2 separate regions of the Homo sapiens genome follow, and region 1 is linked to region 2. Evidence: chromatin contacts called from ENCODE Hi-C data. All regions are on one chromosome and are shown on one strand. The core of a region is the stretch at or near the end of the contact, and the rest is flanking DNA. Distances in the headings are between cores, read along the strand shown.

What was found. Hi-C counts contacts between places; a loop is a spot of excess contacts on that map.
Region 1: a map of mesothelial cell of epicardium shows a loop between it and region 2 (26-fold over the local background). The contact joins the promoter of LINC02824 here to the promoter of LINC02350 in region 2. A Hi-C loop is called at or near these places in 1 of 168 maps with a recorded cell type or tissue (mesothelial cell of epicardium).

The regions. Positions count from the first base shown.
Region 1 is chr12:126,689,164-126,691,863 of GRCh38, reverse strand. LINC02824 (long intergenic non-protein coding RNA 2824) reads right to left here and starts at 1,448. Exons shown (of 5, transcript NR_183614.1): 1 at 1,276-1,448; 2 at 1-64. It overlaps LOC100996671 (a long non-coding RNA gene), which reads left to right and starts at 1,546. Exons shown (of 2, transcript NR_110035.2): 1 at 1,546-1,829.
Region 2 is chr12:126,424,863-126,427,574 of GRCh38, reverse strand. It overlaps LINC02350 (long intergenic non-protein coding RNA 2350), which reads right to left and starts at 1,429. Exons shown (of 3, transcript NR_146291.1): 1 at 1,373-1,429; 2 at 308-375. The region is part of intron 2 of LINC02825 (long intergenic non-protein coding RNA 2825); the gene reads left to right.

The DNA of each region.
Region 1 (2,700 bases), core at 199-2,698, 260 kb before region 2:
TGACTGGGGCTGCTAGCTCCTCTCTTCTCCTCAGGCTCCTGCAGGCTACAGGCCATTTCCACACCTGCAAAGAGGTGTCATCATCAGTCAGGAGAGGAGGTGGTCAGACAGCAGTGGGACCACAGGGGAACACAGAGCTGTCAGCCCAGGGACAAGGGATTGACCGATGGGCCAGGCCTCTGCAGTGACAAATGTCACAGCTGGGCTGTTTCTTTCTGAATTAAGGTGCCCCCATTTGTCTGACTGATTCACCAGGGGAAAATACAATAGACAAGTTCTCAGGGCTCAATCTACTTGAAGAAGCCTGAACTATACCATTGAGAACAGAATTTATAGCCACAACAGGGGCTTTCTTTATCCAAACTTTAGTTCTGGTTTTCCTTTTGTTGATGAGTTAATTTACGTTCAAATTTAGAAAATGAAATGTGTTTTAAAACTCCAAGTGCAGCTCATATAGGAATTTTCAAGCCCTGTAACCTATCAGAATAACAAATGTGAAAGCCCACAGTGGTTAGGCAGGCAGCGTGGAAGTGTGTCTTGGCCTGTTGGCACTGGAACAAAGTTACCAGCCAAAACTCTGCTTCTTGGGGACACTCAGCCTCAGCCACCTGCTGCCCGTGGCAGCCAGAGCCGCCTGTCCCAAAGGTCACTGCCCCTAGGTGCTGACAGGAAGGGCTTCAGAGCCACACTGCAGCTACTAATCCCAGCGGGGCCACCAACTAGCTGTGGGACCTTGGCCCAGTCAGCTAACTTATCAGGGTCTGTTTTCTGATTAGTAAAACAGGAAAACTAACAGTGTCAGCCTCATGGTGAGTGTTGAGTCCAGGATTAAATACATAAATGCAGAGAAATCATTTAAAACAGGGGTAGCACACTGGAAATGCTACATAGATGTTACCTACTTCTATGGTACATTGATTTTCGTTTTAAAAGATACCTTAAAACATGAATTCTTACGTGAAGTCTCTTTAGATATGGACAACTAATTGAAATATATTGAATTCATATATTCATATTTATGTAGTATACATTAATATATAATAAATTCATATATACAATAGAGCTTGAAATACATATATATAATATAAACATACATGAAAATATATTCAATACTTTTAAGTATAGTATATGAATATAAATGCAGTATTTATGTCAATACACTCACATATTTGCATATATTTATTTGAACTTAATATGCCCTGTATTTGCTATGGGCTGTGGGACATCTGTGAATAATCTCTGAAGGAAAACGCTCTTCTGTAACATGTGCTGAACCTGTGAATGGGAGAGAACTAGCATCCACATTGTCCATAGTAGAAAATGATGGTCTTCTTTGGAGATGATCTCCGTTTCCAGAAGGAGAAGCCGTGGCTTGCCCATCCTCTTCAACTCCTTCAGCACTGATTGTTCCAACCGTGATAGCCTGCTCCAAAGTTTGCCCCACCATTGGCTGGCCAGTGGCCAATCAGATACTCTCAATGCCGTGATCCGAGATTGGGCTTTGGGCCCTGAACTGTGATGTCACAGAACCTGGGACCTGCACCCATGCTGGGCTAAGACAAGGGGCAGAGGCAGAGAGAGAGAGAGGAGCCACCCTGAGAAGGAAGAGACCAGGTGGGCTCTGAGACAGGGAGACCCTTTCTACGTCGGTGCCTTGACATGTGACTTTTTTGTCACTTCGTGCTCCAGGATCACACCTGGATGAACTATCACTTTCAAATGACCTTGTCTTTTCTCGGGCCTTCTGAACTGATCATCTCTTCCTTCTGATACAAGAGGATCTTCCCTGGAAGACCACTGCACACCTTCTAGTAACACTGCGACCCTGGGTGAGTCACTTAACTTTTCTGGGCCTCAGTTTCGTCATCTGTAAAATGTCCAGAACACCTCCCCAATTCGACAGAGCTGTTCTCAGGATCAAAAGAGCAAACTCAGTTCATCCGTGAGACACTTGCCTTTTGCGTGGCCCTCAGTAGAAATCATATATCTTCTTAACAGCCACTTGATTTTTCCGAACCTTTGCCAAGTAAAAGTCTGTGTCAGAGCTCACAGACTCCACACTTGTGTCCCATCAGAGTCTCTGACCAGGGACAGTAACCTTCAAAGTGCAAACAGGAAATTAGCCTCCAGCCACTGCTGTTCCTCCAAGTGCCACGTGGCACTCAGGCTCAGGTAGGCAGTGGGGCTACAGATTCTTGTTTTTACACTTGACTCAGTTTCCTTATCTGTAAGTGGGGATAACAATAGTAACCATGTGAGAGAGATACATATGATATATACCTCTCCCTATATTTGCTATGGGCTGTGGGACACCTGTGAGTATATATATATTATACTCACAGTATAATATATATATATATATAATCATGTGAGATATTTATCTATCTATCTTCTATCTATCTATATACACATACTACAAGATGAATATGAGATATGGAGATGAGACATCCCCAATGTGCCCCCCACCATATATACTTGTAAATATACAACAAGCATAATCATGTGAGAGATATATACTATGTAACAATAGTAATAGTTAACATATATGATTGCTAACAATAGTTATGTGAGAGATGTATATAATATATATCATATATATCTCTCCTGTAATTACTAAAAATATATATGGTCTATCTCTCTCACATAATTACTATTGTTAGTAATCATATATATTAACTACTACTATTGTTAATATATATA
Region 2 (2,712 bases), core at 180-2,679:
CTTAGCTCATGTGAACTTAATTCATCACTATAAGCCCAGAGAGCTCCGACCTTCCATCAGATTTGGGAATTGTGCCACCGTGGATGTATTGTTACTATTTTAGAATCTAATAACAAACATTTCTGCCTCCTATACAGTAGCCTCGGGCTGAAACAGAGGAACTCTATTTCTGGATTTTGTTGCCTGGAAAAACAGCCATTTCTATATTACTGGTTTGGGCTTTTGAGAACGAATTGGAAAGACATATTTTGGATTAGTCAGGGGGTTTATCACCAACTACCAATACACACTAAATTCATAGTAGTACCTGTAGCTTGGTTCTGGCAAATTTGTTCTGCCTTGTAACTGCAGATGTGGAGCAAGTGGCTTCTGGGTCTTTGTAGCAAGGGAAAAGAGAGAGAGATAAAAAAGTACATCAGCTTTTAAATACCTCATTCCAGAAGTGATAGGCATCACTTGCTTTCCCAGAGTGAGTCACATGACCCCCAGTTTAGCTGTGGGTGAATCTGAGAAATAAAAATCTCACTGATATATGTATGTTTCTATCTCTGCCACACATTTCCAGATATTGAGACATTATAAAACACATTCTAATTTTTTTTTTTTTTTGAGACAGGATCTTGCCCTATTGCCCAGGCTGAGTGCAATCATGTGATTATGGCTCACTGCAACCATTACCTCTTGGGCTCAAATAATCCTCCCGCCTCAGCCTCCTGAGTAGATGGAATCACAGGCATGCACCACCCTGCCAGGCTATTTTTTAATGTTTTTTTTTTTTTTGTAGAGACAGGGTCTTGCCATGTTGCTCAGGCTGGTCTTGAACTCCTGGGCTCAAGCAATCCTCCTGCCTTGGCCTCCCAAAGTGCTGGGATTACAGGTATGAGCCACCACACTCGGCAATCATATGGATTCTAACATCTCACCTAGAATAAACCTTGTGCCTAGAGAAGAAATCCCTTTCAGTCTTCTAGGTTCTAGAATCTAGAGTTTGAGAACTTGACTTTCCCTTATCTGTACAGTAGCCTCTCACTTCAGACACAGGAGTTTTTGCACTTCAAGTTGTCCTAGTATATTAATTATTTTGGGCACAGTAAAACAAAAAGGATGTTTGTATGAAGAAGCAGATTGAGATAGAGCTTGTGGTGAAGAAATATCCTCTTTCTTTGCTTATTTTAGGTCTTTTGACTGGATCGGTTCCTCTAATAGGCTTTTAATGACTGTTCCACCTGATATCTGGGTGTGAGTCCCTGTGCTCACTCCCTTAATTTCCTGGAAGACAAATCAATTAAGCCCCAGGCCTTACTGACCTTGCCTTGTTGTCTGTCTTATGCTGACAACTAGTATTTTATTAACACGCTTGGAGAGGGCTCACCCCAATTTGTTTCTCCAGATGTTTTGGTCATCCTACATCAGAATAAGACAAATTCTGCCTTCAAGCAGCCCCATAGTTTAATGCCAGATGATGTGAAGCCTTGTTTCAGATATCAAGGACTCCGCCCGGGGGAGGGGGCGACCTCTATTGCTGAGCTTCTCAGATTTATTTAGAATCGTGATCCTTAGTGACTGCAGGAAGCCTCATTTGTTGTTTAATACTCCGGGTTCATGATGAAGGTGCATACATTAACAGGTACCGAGGGTCATTGTGACCCAGGTGGAGGCTTCACAATGTCCTACAATGTCAGGGCAAGGAATTGGCCCATGCTGAACCAGTGCTGTGCTGAACTGTGCTCCTGTTGGAAAACAGAAACGTCCTCTCAGTGCATGTCGTCTCGGGATAAACCATGCCTGCTTTATTAATGTGTTTACTGAGCACCTGGTAAAGTGCATGGCACAGAAGTGGGGTTCAATAATGAATGTGTCCATGCATAAATGAAAGCCCCTATGATGAGAAGAAAAAAACATATTGGTTTTGCTTTTTTCTACCTTCTTAGATTTTAACAATTCAAAATACTCAAGAAATTTTAGTGGGGATGTCAACGCGTTGCTCCGAAACCAATAGGGAAACACCTCTAGTCTAAGCTGCACCATTTTCTAAGCACCCTCCGCCCCCACACCATTTCACAGACCTTGGCCAAAGTGAGACATTCCACAGGGGCTCGGGCAATGACAGCCTGCCCAACTGCCTGACTTTATCACCTTCTGGGGGAAGAAGTGCAAGGAACATCACATTCCGTCAGAACAGGGGCCAAACCGCCTCATCATGGGAATTTGTTATCAACATTTTTCCAGGCAGCAGACCATGCCCCTTCCTCTCTGAGAGCCCTCTCATCCAGGCCTATAATTGCCCCAGCCTGTAAGCAGCAGTGGGCATTAAGCTGGTCCCCCACCTCTGCCAGTCTTATGCTGGACATAGAACCTGCATTTGCTGTAGAGCCGCCAACTCTCTCTGTGTGTCTTTCTTTAACCCCCACCTTCCCTTCAAAGCCTAACAAACATCTTCCTCTGGCTGCCATGGGTCACTTAAAGGGGCCTTGTGCGTGTGTCTCCACTCACCATTTCTTGTTTTCCCAGAGACTGCACAATTCTTTCAACGGAGTTATTAAGAAGGTTTTTTCAGAGCCTGATTGCTTGGGTTTTTATGTTTATTCTGTAACTTCCTGGCTCAGTGTGAGACCTTGGATAATTTATTCAATCTCTCTGTGTCTTCGAGTACTCACACACAGAATGGGATTCATAATAACATTCATATTTCATTGGGGGATTAGTCACAAG